Regions from separate parts of the Homo sapiens genome. Here all the other regions are linked to region 1. The links are chromatin contacts, found by Hi-C or POLR2A ChIA-PET in ENCODE. All regions are on one chromosome and are shown on one strand. The core of a region is the stretch at or near the end of the contact, and the rest is flanking DNA. Distances in the headings are between cores, read along the strand shown.

What was found. A loop is a pair of places that touch in the nucleus more often than their neighbours do. ChIA-PET counts read pairs that join two places held with the same protein, here RNA polymerase II (POLR2A). Pooled maps may share reads with other maps.
Region 2: a map of PC-9 shows a loop between it and region 1 (6-fold over the local background). The contact joins the enhancer-like site here to the promoter of LINC01972 in region 1. A Hi-C loop is called at or near these places in 8 of 168 maps with a recorded cell type or tissue (PC-3, PC-9, cardiac septum and 4 more) and 3 of 50 pooled maps. POLR2A ChIA-PET finds 5 or more read pairs at or near these places in 3 of 52 experiments (A549, MCF 10A and PC-9).
Region 3: a loop to region 1 is called in a map of CD8-positive, alpha-beta T cell, with 21 times the contacts of the local background. The contact joins the promoter of LSG1 here to the promoter of LINC01972 in region 1. A Hi-C loop is called at or near these places in 37 of 168 maps with a recorded cell type or tissue (B cell, CD4-positive, alpha-beta T cell, CD4-positive, alpha-beta memory T cell and 22 more), 26 of 37 single-sample maps with no recorded cell type and 41 of 50 pooled maps. POLR2A ChIA-PET finds 5 or more read pairs at or near these places in 27 of 52 experiments (A549, AG04449, B cell and 23 more).
Region 4: a map of PC-9 shows a loop between it and region 1 (2.1-fold over the local background). The contact joins the enhancer-like site here to the promoter of LINC01972 in region 1. A Hi-C loop is called at or near these places in 2 of 168 maps with a recorded cell type or tissue (PC-9 and endothelial cell of umbilical vein) and 1 of 50 pooled maps. POLR2A ChIA-PET finds 5 or more read pairs at or near these places in 4 of 52 experiments (H1, OCI-LY7, Panc1 and 1 more).

Annotation. Positions count from the first base shown.
Region 1 is chr3:194,767,204-194,770,217 of GRCh38, reverse strand. LINC01972 (long intergenic non-protein coding RNA 1972) reads left to right here and starts at 1,509. Exons shown (of 3, transcript NR_146990.1): 1 at 1,509-1,582; 2 at 1,701-1,803. The region is part of intron 3 of LINC01968 (long intergenic non-protein coding RNA 1968); the gene reads right to left. All of the region lies in intron 2 of LOC105374292 (a long non-coding RNA gene), which reads right to left. RefSeq lists enhancers at 509-608, 724-1,018 and a silencer at 779-878.
Region 2 is chr3:194,870,233-194,873,246 of GRCh38, reverse strand. No RefSeq gene overlaps it. Among named protein-coding and RNA genes, the nearest start is that of LINC01972, 100 kb to the right of the region's middle. Within about 2 kb of position 1,591, at least 29 of the 41 ENCODE cell types and tissues checked have a DNase peak (open chromatin) inside an H3K27ac peak, as active enhancers do; they include PC-3, PC-9, heart left ventricle and 2 more, where a contact is called at or near this core.
Region 3 is chr3:194,670,660-194,673,673 of GRCh38, reverse strand. LSG1 (large 60S subunit nuclear export GTPase 1) reads left to right here and starts at 1,483. Exons shown (of 14, transcript NM_018385.3): 1 at 1,483-1,610. The coding sequence starts at 1,512. It overlaps LOC124909474, which reads left to right. Exons shown (of 3, transcript XM_047449428.1): 3 at 1-10.
Region 4 is chr3:194,839,590-194,842,603 of GRCh38, reverse strand. No RefSeq gene overlaps it. Among named protein-coding and RNA genes, the nearest start is that of LINC01972, 72 kb to the right of the region's middle. RefSeq lists an enhancer at 1,177-2,376. Within about 2 kb of position 1,468, at least 3 of the 41 ENCODE cell types and tissues checked have a DNase peak (open chromatin) inside an H3K27ac peak, as active enhancers do; they include PC-9 and endothelial cell of umbilical vein, where a contact is called at or near this core.

The sequences.
Region 1 (3,014 bases), core at 260-2,759:
ATGGTGTGAACCCGGGAGGCAGAGGTTGCAGTGAGCCAAGATTGCACCACTTCACTCCAGCCTGGGCAACAGAGTAAGACTCTGTCTCAAAAAAAAAAAAAAAGAAAGAAAGAATGGTGTTGGCTCTCGTTCTCATTCCTTGATTTATTTCCTTTCTGCTTTGCATGAGGTGGTGTCTGTGACCCATGTACTCATAGCAAGTCTTTGAACCCATCAACATTAGAAATTAGAAAATACCTCTCAAAAAGCAGCATTGATTCTGTTGCCTAAATATATTCTTATTGCAAAAATAAAAATGTAAATGATGTCATTTGAAGCAGTGCATGGTTATTGCTCTTATAATACAATAGTAAGTCTTATTTGCATAAAGAGATATCTACAGTCCTATAAAAGTAAGAATGAATACCTAAATCCAAACTGCTCCTTCAAGTTACCTGGAACTGTGATATTTGCATACACCGAACCATCTACTCTTGTTCTGAAGAGGAGAGAATGAAAACTAAAGGAAACAAAGAATCAAAGAAGCCTTGAACCCACGGTGAGTGGAACCCTGAAGTGATCGGAGGACAGACTGGCATGTGGCAACCTTATTCTGTTCCTTCAAAGCAGCTACTGAATGTTGCGGTGAGCCCGGGAAGAGGACTGTCCTGCCTGCAGTCCTACAGAGGGAAGAGCTGTGCTTAATAAGTTAAAAAGCTGGGGCTTCTACCAAGCCACAGAAGAAGCCGGAGACAGTGTGTGCACATCTGCAAGCAAACAGACGCGTGTCTAACCCGGGGCGGCCGCGCTTCCCCTGCTTAGAAATCCATCATCTACAAGGGGTGGGGCCTGAGGAGCGCAACTCTCACTTGTTACTTTAGAAATCAATCATCTACAAGGGGTGGGGCCTGAGGAGAGCGGGCTTCCCCTGCTTAGAAATCAATCATCCAGAAGGGGTGGGGCCTGAGGAGCTTGGCTCTCACTTGTTACTTTAGAAATCAATCATCTACAAGGGGTGGGACCTGAGGAGGGCGGGCTTCCCCTACTTAGAAATCAATCACCCACAGGGGGTGGGGCCTGAGGAGCGCGGCTCTCACATGTTACTTGAGTTTTACCCAGCAGGTGGGAAGTCCAGAAGGCTGACTCGGTCTCTAAAATGCAGCAGAACCTGTGGCGACCACAGCCACCCAACAGCAAAAGAGGCAGCAGAGGCTGGGTGAGCACAGGACTGAGAATTCATGGAGAAAGTTCTTGAATTTAAGGGAGAGGTGAGACCATTTAATTGGCCAAAAAGGCCCAACTCTAAGAGCCGACCTGCAAGAAGCCAGCCCGGCAGCTTCTCCCATCACCACTCCCAGCTGCAGGTGGGCTGCCTGCTGTCCTTACCTCCCAGACAAGGGGGATCATGTCCTCCTTGGGGTCACCGTGGACCAGTGCGCACTTCTGTGGCCTGTTTTGCTCGCTGCACTTACCTACTGTGACACCACTGTTGCCGACACAGCCACCTCCGTGCGGGGGGTCCCTGGGGCAGACGCCCTGCTATCCTCATCTTAGGATACCCAGTTCCCAACACAGTGCCTGCTGCAAATTATCAGTAATAACAGTAAGTCTTTGTCACGTAATGAGTTACCTTTCAGTCTCTCTGCAGTCTCTTTCCTCCCAATGCCCCTTGGCTGCTCCCGAAGCCCTGACTCCTGACCTCCTGCCCCTTCTGTCTCCAGGGCCATTAACTCCCCTGCTGGTCCCTATCCATGGAGCCCATTGACAGATGAGTTTGATTCTGGACCTAAGAAGGACAGTTAACAGACACAGATATCTTTTAAGGTGAGGAGTGGGTATCGGATACCTGAAAGAGAAAAAGCCTACCAAAACCAACCTTATCTTCCTACCAATCTACCCACTAAGAGAGAGAAACCAGAATATTTTTGCCGGAGAATTATAATAGAGACTCACATCTACCCTCCTTCCTTCACTCAAAAGCCCTGCCCATCCCTCAGCACACATCTCAAAGAGGAACTGCCCCATGAAGCATTCCTGATCCCCAGCCAGGTGTGATGGTCTGTCCTGCGAGCCCCCCACAAGGTACCTTTTCTATGGCACTCACAATTTACTGCCTTCTACTGGATTATCAGTGACCAGACTACAGGTCCTGGTGGGCAGGGGCTGGGTCTGATTCACTGTGGTCCCACCTCACCCCAGCTCTACTCCCACCCCAGGCCCTGCCCAAGACGGGAGGTAAGCTGACTACATTGGTTTGAATAGGGTAAAAGGAAGGACAGCCAAGAGCATAATGCGGCTCAGATGAATTTCAGTTTAACTTTCCCAGAAGTTAAACTTCCCACTCATCAAGGTTCAATGCCTTCTCCTCCCAAAAGCTTTTCTAACCTTTCGTCAGAACCCATGACTCTTTCCTTTGGTTTCCGCAATCAGAGTACAACTGTTGGAAAAATCCTTTAGGTTTTGCCCTTCACCCTCTTAAGAGTGAAAGTCTTCATTGACAACTGGGCAGAATGGTGTTGGCTCTGAGCCAGCCTCTGAGTTCTGAGGCTGAGGGAGGTGCTATCCACCTGGCCCAGGACCTCCCGTCCTGGGCTCTTGGCAAGGCAGCTGACTCTCCCTGTCCTCTCCTAGCCCTACCACAACATTCCTGGGCATATCATCCCACTCACAAGGAGGATTCTTCTAGTGTTTATGAAGGCAGGGTTGGGCAAGACCCGAGAAGTGAGGAGCTAACAGACGGCTCTCCCCCAAGGCTGGTGTCCCCTCCTGCAGCATGGCTGCCAACTAGCCCCCCAGCCTCGGCTGCAACAACCCCACCCATGGGGAGCTAACAGCACTGCTCTTAGACAGCGGCGTCCGTGGGGCACTTTGCTTAGACCCACATCCTCCCTCCCAGCCCAGTTCCACCTCTTTGGGCTGCACAGAATGAATCTGCTTCCTTCCCCAGGTAGCCCCCTTCGGATATCTGGGACAGCTCTCGTGTCCTGTTGTGTCTTTCTCCAGTGTACACATTCTAGGCTCTCACAGTGTTTTTC
Region 2 (3,014 bases), core at 342-2,841, 100 kb before region 1:
TTTGGCGGAGGCTAGTCTCTTGCATAGGCACGGAAATATAATTAAAAGTATGCTGAGGCCACCAGTGATTATCGAGATGACCTTAGACAGGCAGTGAACTTCTCAGTACTGGAGTTTCATCGTCTGGAAACTGCATGATAATAGTACCCATCTCTCGGGGGTGTAAGGAGTAAATGGGACAATAGAGTAAGAAGATAGTTCTGGCACCTAGTAAATGTTCGATAGAATGCTAACTGAGCTGTGGTTGCTGAGATTTTTTGGACTCCAAATATCTCCTGACCAGTTCATCAGCAAAGCCCATTAGAGATTCTGTCCTTGGATTTACTGAGGAATTACTCCTTGTTAAATTAAATACACTAACAGCCCTTTTTAGTTTGGTTTATTCATGTTTACCAGAAAACTAATCATACAGGAATGTGGCAAGAGCCCAGAGGGATTCTCTTTTTGTGTCTGTGGAATGGGAACCTCACCGGGCTGTTTCAGGGATCAAATTACACGTGGCCTGTGATTGTCAGAGGTAAAAGACAGAGCAGATTTAAGGGTTGCTGCTGCTTCCCTACTGGAAGGTGAGTGCCTGCCCTCTCTTCTCTCTCAGCTTCCCCTTCCCTCTTCCCACAGGACTCCAGCAGAAGAGGCAGGGAGCCTGGTATCAGAGTCCATGGCACGGGTGCGCGGGGCCAGGATTATTGGGGAGAACATTCTGGGGTACCTCTTCTTTCTCTGCCCGAGTCATCACCAAGGACAGTCAGGCATGGCTTGAGAAAGTAGAGCCCACTCTGGGCCCCACACCCTCTCCATCTTGCTCCATCCTTCCTTTCCCTTGTTCACAGCTTGCTCCCGCTGTCTCCCGTTTCTGTCTGTCAAGCTCAGAGTGGTGATGCAGAGCACAGGGCCTGGACAATGAGAGCCCTGTGTCCTCGCTCTCTGCCGCTCCCTCCTTCCCTGCCTGCCTTCCTCCCTCCTACACACAGTCATCCCACGTAATGGACACCCACTCCCTGCCAGGTGCCAGATGGGTGCCAGTGACATGCTGATGTCCTGGACAGATGTGATTCCACCCCCACACAGTTCAATCACCCGATATGAGCTGTGTGACCTTGGGTGAGTCCGTGGCTCTCTGTGTCTGCTTCCTTCTTTCCAGGCCTTTCTCTGACACTGAGGCCTTCTCTGGTCTGTGATTTGTGGTTAAGCCAACGCCTAAATGCCACAGAGGCGAGGCTGCAATTCTAGCTGCAGCCCAAGGACAATCAGATTCAATGCCTGTTCCTCCCACGTGACTGTAAAACACCACTTCCCCAAGCCTAATTTATTCATTTTCTATTTTAAAAACCATAACCAAAATCAAGCCCCAAATATTTGCCTAATGGCCATGTCATTGACTGGCCAAAGCATTGAGCTGCCCACCAGTCAGCAGCGGAACCGGCTCCTCCCTCACTGTGGAAACCAGCCCCACAGCAAAGTCTGACCTGCCCAGGCCCTGCCGGCCCCGCCCGGGACTAGAACAGTGAGTGGGGTGGCCCAGGGTTTCTCCCCGGGGCAGTGTCCTCAGCAGGAGCCCGGCGCTAAGCTGTCTGTCTTAGCAGAGTGAGACTGCCTTCTGCAGACGGCGTGCTCACACAGGCAGCCTCCCTGGCAGCATCCTGGCTGGCCTCCTGTGAGTCAGAACAACTGTGATCACTCCAGGAGGCCCATCTGGAACGGCTTAGGTGCTGGGAGGGGTCTTCTGGGCTGGTCTTGAACCTGTGTTTGCATAGCAAACACACTGCTTTCATTTATATTGTATGTTATAAATCAATACAAATAGCAATCTTCCATAAAATGCAGGTATTCATACTTTACACAAGAATGTGAGAACAGAGTGTCCCCATGGAAGATGATTACGCTGACACTGTGTTGGGTGCCTTGGGGTGGAGATTTGGGCAGTAATTCTAAAGGTCTCCCTCCTGAATGAGCCATCAGAAGCAGCCCCTGGGAGGGACCCTGTGTGGCACCACTCTGAGCTTTAGTTTCTTTATCTGGAAAACTGCAATCAAAGTCCCTGTTTGCACACAACTTTTTAGAATCAAATCAAACAAGCGAACAGGTATAAAGCTTTTCATGAGGTGTGAAGTTCTCATACACGAGGAGAGTGTCTTTGTTGTTTTTATTGCAATCTGGTTACCCAAAGGGAACCAACACGGTAAAGCAGGTTTGCCACAAATTCCTCTTGGAAGCTTCTTCCAGTTTCTCCCATTCCCCACCCTCTCCTGCGGAGTCTGAGGATGGTACCTGGCAGCCTGTGTGAGTTGACTCAGCAGCACACGCCCGCTCAGTTCATGACCTCAGATGTCCCTCAGAATCTGCTGCGCTAAATCCAGTTTGTTCCAACTCCTCTTTGGACAAGAATGTGAGTTTGCACTTGTGCCATGAATTAGGTGATAAAAGGGGGCTGGGCAGGACTGAGTCTTAGTATAGCTCTGGGCTATGATTCTGGCCACAGAGTTCAAGCTTCATTGTTCCCAGGAACCTAGGGGCTCAGGACTTCAGAAATCCTCAGCAATGGCTGCAGTGTCTGCAGTGACAGCCAGTGCACGTCCCTCGCCTGCAGCAACATGAAACACACACAGGCCTCGGCCTCCTCAGTCCTGTTCCTGATGCCCGGCTTACCTACCTGAGACCCGGTCCAGGAGTGTCTAAGGACACCCAGTGCTTCTGGGCTGGGCTGGGGCCTAGAGCGACTCCAGTCACCCCTTTCATTTTATAGGTGGAAACCAGATGCCCAGAATGAGAAGGGACTCACCTGGGTCACGGATGAGTTTGTGGTTGTGAGAATATTAACTGCCAGGCTCAGCTGGGTTAAATGGTGTCCTCGGAATTACCCGGTACCTGTGAATGTAGCCTTATTTGGACATAGGGTCTTTGCAGATGTCATTAACAAGTCAAGGTCGTACTGGATTACTGTAGGCTCTGAATTTAATGACTGGTGTCCTTGTAAGAAGGCCACGTGAAGACAGACACACTGAAGGTAGAAGGCT
Region 3 (3,014 bases), core at 234-2,733, 97 kb after region 1:
AAAAGCCCTAGGTTAAACAGATTCTTGATCCTATTTATTTCTTTTTGGCTGTTGTTTTAATTGACAACTAAAAATTGTTTATTACTTACGTTGTACCGCATAATGTTTTGATATATGTGTACATTGTGGAATGGCTAAATCAAGCTATGCTAGGTAATATATGCATTACCTCGATCCTATGATTTAAAAATACATGTTTGGCCAGGCGCAGTGGCTCATACCTGTAATCCTAGCACTTTGGGAGGCCGAGGCGGGCGATCACCTGAGGTCAGGAGTTCGAGACCAGCCTGGCCAAAATAGTCAAACCCTGTCTCTACTAAAAATACAAAAATTAGCTGGGTGCGGTGGCACGTGTCTGTAATTCCCGCTACTCGGGAGGCTAAGGCAGGAGAATCACTTGAACCCGGGAAGCAGAGGTTGCAGTGAGCCGAGATCATGCCTTTGCACTCCACCTGGGGGACAGCGAGACTCTGTCTCAAAAGATAAAAATAAATAAATAATACATGTTAACAACCCTCATTCCCCACTCTCCCCAGGGGTGTACAGGCTAGTGACAAGACTTGGGTTTATTCCTGACACTGCACGCACTCAATCTACGACTTGCTCAAGCTGCTTCCTCTCTCCAAGCATCAAAACAAAGAGATGGTTCTCTGGATCAATGAGAATGTAGTTCACCAGCCACTCTAAGCTGACTTTCTATTATTCCCATTATAGGGAAATCAAACATTCAAGTGAGGAACAAAAGCCCAGGCCTCTAGGAGTGGAGCTGGCTCACTGTTTTCACTTTCATTTTAATTATTTTTAAAAAGGGTAATGAAAATATAATTAGAACTGTTTAAACATTTTTTTTTTCTTTGAAATAAAGCGTAAGTCACTTCCTGTTGGCTTTTCCTACAACCTTGCCAAGCTCTGGAAATACTATTCAGCCTCTCATTCCAAATTCACATCCAGGCGAAGACTTTTCTCCCCAGTTCGCAGCTGGGGTCGGCTAGATAAACAAAAAGTTAGTTGCTGTGCTGGACCTCGGAGAGACCACACCTCGGGACGCCAGCAGAAAACCAGCGCTGGGAAACGCCCCCGTCCCAGCGCCACCGAAACACTCTTCCTCCGAGTCTCCGCGTCCTCCTGACGGAAGCAGCGGAAGGCGGAGCTAGTGCCGCGAATAGGAACCGCCATGTTTCCGACGTGCTCTAGTTTCTCGCCGGACGCTAAAGACCGACGCACAAATTAAGAATGGACCATTCTTTTAACTCAGTCATTTATCCAAACTCGAGACATTCGCCAGGAAATCTATCGAAAATTTCCCAGAACCATTTTTTCACTTATATTCTATAATACTGGTAAAATCGAGACGTAAAAGGAGAACTTGAGAACAAGTCATTCTGCTTTCCCCTCTCAAGTTTGAGCCTGAACTACTTGGGCTCGCTTATCGTCACTTCCGGGGATCGAACTGTGAATCCCGGAAACTGCACGCGCCGAGCCGGGAAGCTTCGTCCAGCGGTCGTGTTGCCATGGGCCGGAGGAGAGCCCCGGCCGGTGGGTCGCTGGGACGGGCCCTTATGCGCCATCAGACTCAGCGGAGCCGAAGCCATCGTCACACTGACTCCTGGGTAAGACAGACCATGTCATCTTTCTTATCTTTTCTGTCTAGCCTGAGTGCTGCAAAATTCGGGGTCAAAAGTCAGATAAGTTTTGCAGGAGGGACGCCTCAGCCGGGTTTTGAAGGATGAGTTGGAGTTTCTGCCAAGCTGAGTAGCAGGCCCTCCTCCTGGCAAGGCCCAGAACACAAAGGTAGGAGAAGCTTGAAAGAAGAGTTAGTGTGGTGATGAGGCGTGGAGTGAGAATCTGAAGAGTCTTCAATGCCAGGTCTTGAGTACGTTTGGGTTTTGCCCTAGAAGCCACTGAAGTGCTTGGAACTTCCAGAGCAGGAAAAAGACAAAACGTATTTTTGTATTGATTTGTTCAAAGAATGGATCCTCCAGAAGCGGTTGGTTACTGCCAGAAATATAAAATAATTCAGATCCTTGCCTCATCCTTGCGAAGCACCCCCTAGTGGTTTAGCTCAAAGATAAATCATTGATTTTTCAGGTGTGACAAGACCTAATATTTTACTAGGTTATAGAAGGATCTTTAAAAAAATGAATGAAGTGATTTGGCTTGTGTTCATCATTCTAGTCGTTATTTTCACCATTCATTCCCCCGGGAATGAATGAGAACATGTTGAGTGCTAAGATCGTGTGCTAAATTTAGTTAAATATGTCCCTGGAGCTAAGTAAGCGTGTGCCACTGTCACACCAGCTGACTTTCATCCATATAGTCTGCAGAGTAAACAGCATGGAGTGCTTATCAGTATTCATCAGGTCAGAGTTACTCTGGACATTAGATTACTGGTAATTTTTATTAGCTTTGAAGCAACTTGTTACTAATGAAGCCTTTTAGGAAACTGTGGGAAGATTGAACATGAATGGTAAAGAATTGGATCCTAATTCCTTATTTTTGCTGATTCTATGCCCACTTAAACTTTTGGCCCTTAATATTTATTTAGGAAATTCATTCATCATTCAGTTATTCATTTTTAGAGACAGGGTCACACTCTGTCACCCAGGCTAGAGTGCCAGTGGTGTGATCATAACTCACCAATTCACTACAGTCTCAAACTTCTGGGCACAAATAATCCCCCTGCCTCAGTCTCTTGAGTAGCTGGCATTACAGGTGCACACCATCAGGCCTGGTTGTTTGGTTTTGTTTGTTTGTTTTGGAGAGACAGGGTCTTGCTGTGTTGCCCAAGCTGATCACAAACTCCTGGCCTCAAGCAATCCTCCTGCCTTAGCCTCTTGAGGAGCTGGGGTTACAGGCACAAACCACCACGCCTGGCAATTTTTTTTTATTTGTATCTATACTAAGTATATAGCTTAGGGTGATGGTTATCAAACTCTGGGTTGTGTCTGGAAGTCAATTTAGTGGTCTGCAGCTAGCTGTTTTGTTTTGTTTTTATTTTTTCCCCAGCAAGATAG
Region 4 (3,014 bases), core at 219-2,718, 72 kb before region 1:
GCACAATGGGGATAAGCAAAAATAAGACAAGGTCAGATGAAATGTTCGTTCTTCCTCTTTGCTTCTACTGCAATAGGTGTTCCTTGGCTGAATCCCTTCATTCCCCCATGAACTGCTGTCCCCCCGGTATGTGGCTTTTCCTCCGCTACACTCAAAGCAGCTGGAGGGCATGGTCATGCATTATGGTCCCTCCATGGCCCACCTTGCCTGGGACACGTGCTCAGGAATGTTGTCCAATTCCAAATTATGATGAGCTAAGATTTGGCAACACATTCTGAAATGTTTTCTTTGGAACCCAAAATTAAAACTTTCACTTCTGATGAAGTTGCCTCAAATCCTTTCTGGAATAAAGCAAGCTATCAAAAAAATGAATAGAGGAGAGTGAAAATACATAAAAATGAATAAATAAGGACATGAAAAATATTTGGTGAAACCCACTATATCTCACCTATTCGTTTATTTGATCATTTGTTCACCAATCCATCCTGTCATCCAACTAACCATCCTTCATTTAACAAATATGGATGTGCCTGGGGCTGGGCTCAGAGTGATAAATGAGACAAATAGTCCTTGCACTCATGGGCTAATGTTCTAATGGGAAACAGACATTCGACAAAGAATTTCAAGTGTAACTGGGAATGAAAAGGGTGGTGTGGAGGTGCCCCCAAGACAGACGATGGTACTTGCTCATTCATTCACTCACCACTCACTCACCCACTCATTCATTCCCGGGTCCTCACACAAAGCCTGGATTCGCAGCACCACTCAATGTTTATTGAAGGAATGGATGAGGCCTGCTGTCTGCACAGTGTGTCATTAACAAAGGAGAATTTACCTGGAAGGTTGACTTGGGGAGCCCCAAATTTAAACTTACTTGATTTTTTAAAGCTTCTGGTTTTCTCACATCTCTGCAGGAAGGAGCATGGGCATGTATAATGTCAGAATTAAGACCTAATGATGAGACACCAGAGGTGTGAGTGCCCTACCGCACAGTAGCAGGGTTACCACAGGGCTTAGCCAAAGGCAGTTTAACTTACAATAACAAAGAACCGACATTTCCATCACCCACTTCCCTGAGGAAGAAAAAAGATCAAAGATATCGCAGTGCCATCGTTTAAACAGTAAAACAGAATTCACCTTGTGCAGCAAATGCCCCATGGCTCCTACATTACCAGTGTTCTGTGTTTCCTCGGTGATAGGCCTCTGTAACAAGCCTCTGTAGGGTCTCTTCTAACCCGTGAGTCCCAGCAACTTTAGCCAGAGCCAAGAGAGCCCTGAGGGATACTTGCCTGTTTGATTTCACGAAAGGACTGGCTTTTGCCTTTTCTGGCTAAACATGAGATGGAGAGAGACAGTGAGGGCGGGCTTTAGGATGTCACTGTGCCTTTGGCCGGAGCTCATTCTGCTGCCAGGATGAGTCACCTCGAAGATAAGAGTCGCAGTCATTCGTGAGCTGGGTGTTACCACACTTGGCAGAACTTGGATTCTATTGTGTCTGGAATTGGTGGGTTCTTGTTCTTTCTGACTTCAAGAATGAAGCCACAGACCCTCGAGGTGAGTGTTACAGTTCTTAAAGATGGTGTGTCCGGAGTTTCTTCCTTCTGGTGGGTTCGTGGTCTTGCTGACTTGAGGAGTGAAGCCGCAGACCTTCACAGTCAATGTTACAGCTCTTAAAGGTAGTGTGGACCCAAAGCGTGAACAGCAGCAAGATTTACTGCCAAGAGCAAAAGAACACAGCTTACTGAGCCTGGAAAGGGACCCGACTGGATTCCCGATGCCGGCTCGGGTGGCCTGCGTTTATTCCCTTATTTGGCCCCACCCACATCCTGCTAATTGGTCCATTTTACAGAGAGCTGATTGGTCCATTTTACAGAGAGCTGATTGGTCCATTTTACAGAGCGCTGATTGGTGTGTTTTTACAGAGTGCTGATTGGTGTATTTACAATCTTTAGCTAGACAGAAAAGTTCTCTAGGTCCCCACCTGATTAGCTAGACACAGAGTGCCGATTGGTGCGTTTTTACAGAGTGCTGATTGGTGTGTTTACAAACCTTTAGCTAGACACAGAGCGCTGATTGGTGCATTTACAATCCCTTAGCTAGACAGAAAAGTTCTCCAAGTCCTCACCTGACCCAGAAGCCCAGCCGGCTTCACCTCTCACTATGGCGGGAGCGATAAGCTGTCACTCCCCATTCCTGCTTAGGTCTGGATCTGTAAAAGCATCAGCAGGTCCAGACAGCTGAGGTTCTGTGAAAGGGTCCTATGTGCTTCTCCTGCTTTCCAGCTTAAGAACTAACGGGTGTCCAAGTGCTGAAGAAAGGACCCAGGGAAGCGAATGGGAGACCTGCTTCTAGTCCCAGACCTGCTACTGATGCTCTGTGTGGCTTTGGACAAGCTGCTTTTCCCTCTGGGCTCCACTTTCCTTGTCTGTAAAATGCTCATAGTCAGTCTAGTCCAGAAGCTCTAACTTTTGGGCCCTAGTCTACCAGAAATCCTCAAAGATAGCAATGGTTTCTGTGATTCCAAATAGCCTGATGAAAATGTACATTTCACAACGAAGGGGCTGAGTTGACTAAAGAGCCCAACTCCATTGCTTTTGACTAGCATTGTGTAGATGTCATAAATTGGGACTCTCGTGTTCATTAGAAACCCCTATCAACAGCCGTATATTTCTTTTTTCCTTTTTCTTTTTTCTTTTTTTGAGACTGAGTCTCGCTGTGTCACCCAGGCTGGAGTGCAGTGGCGCGATCTCTGCTCACTGCAAGCTCCGCCTCCCAGGTTCACACCATTCTCCTGCCTCAGCCTCCCGAGTAGCTGGGACTACAGGCGCCCACCACCACGCCTGGCTAATTTTTTGTATTTTTAGTAGAGACGGGGTTTCACCGTGTTAGCCAGGATGGTCTCGATCTCCTGACCTCGTGATCTGCGACTTGGTCTCCCAAAGTGCTGGGATTACAGGTGTGAGCCACCGTGCCTGGCCCATATATTTCTTTAATAAATCACAGGAAAAGAAATT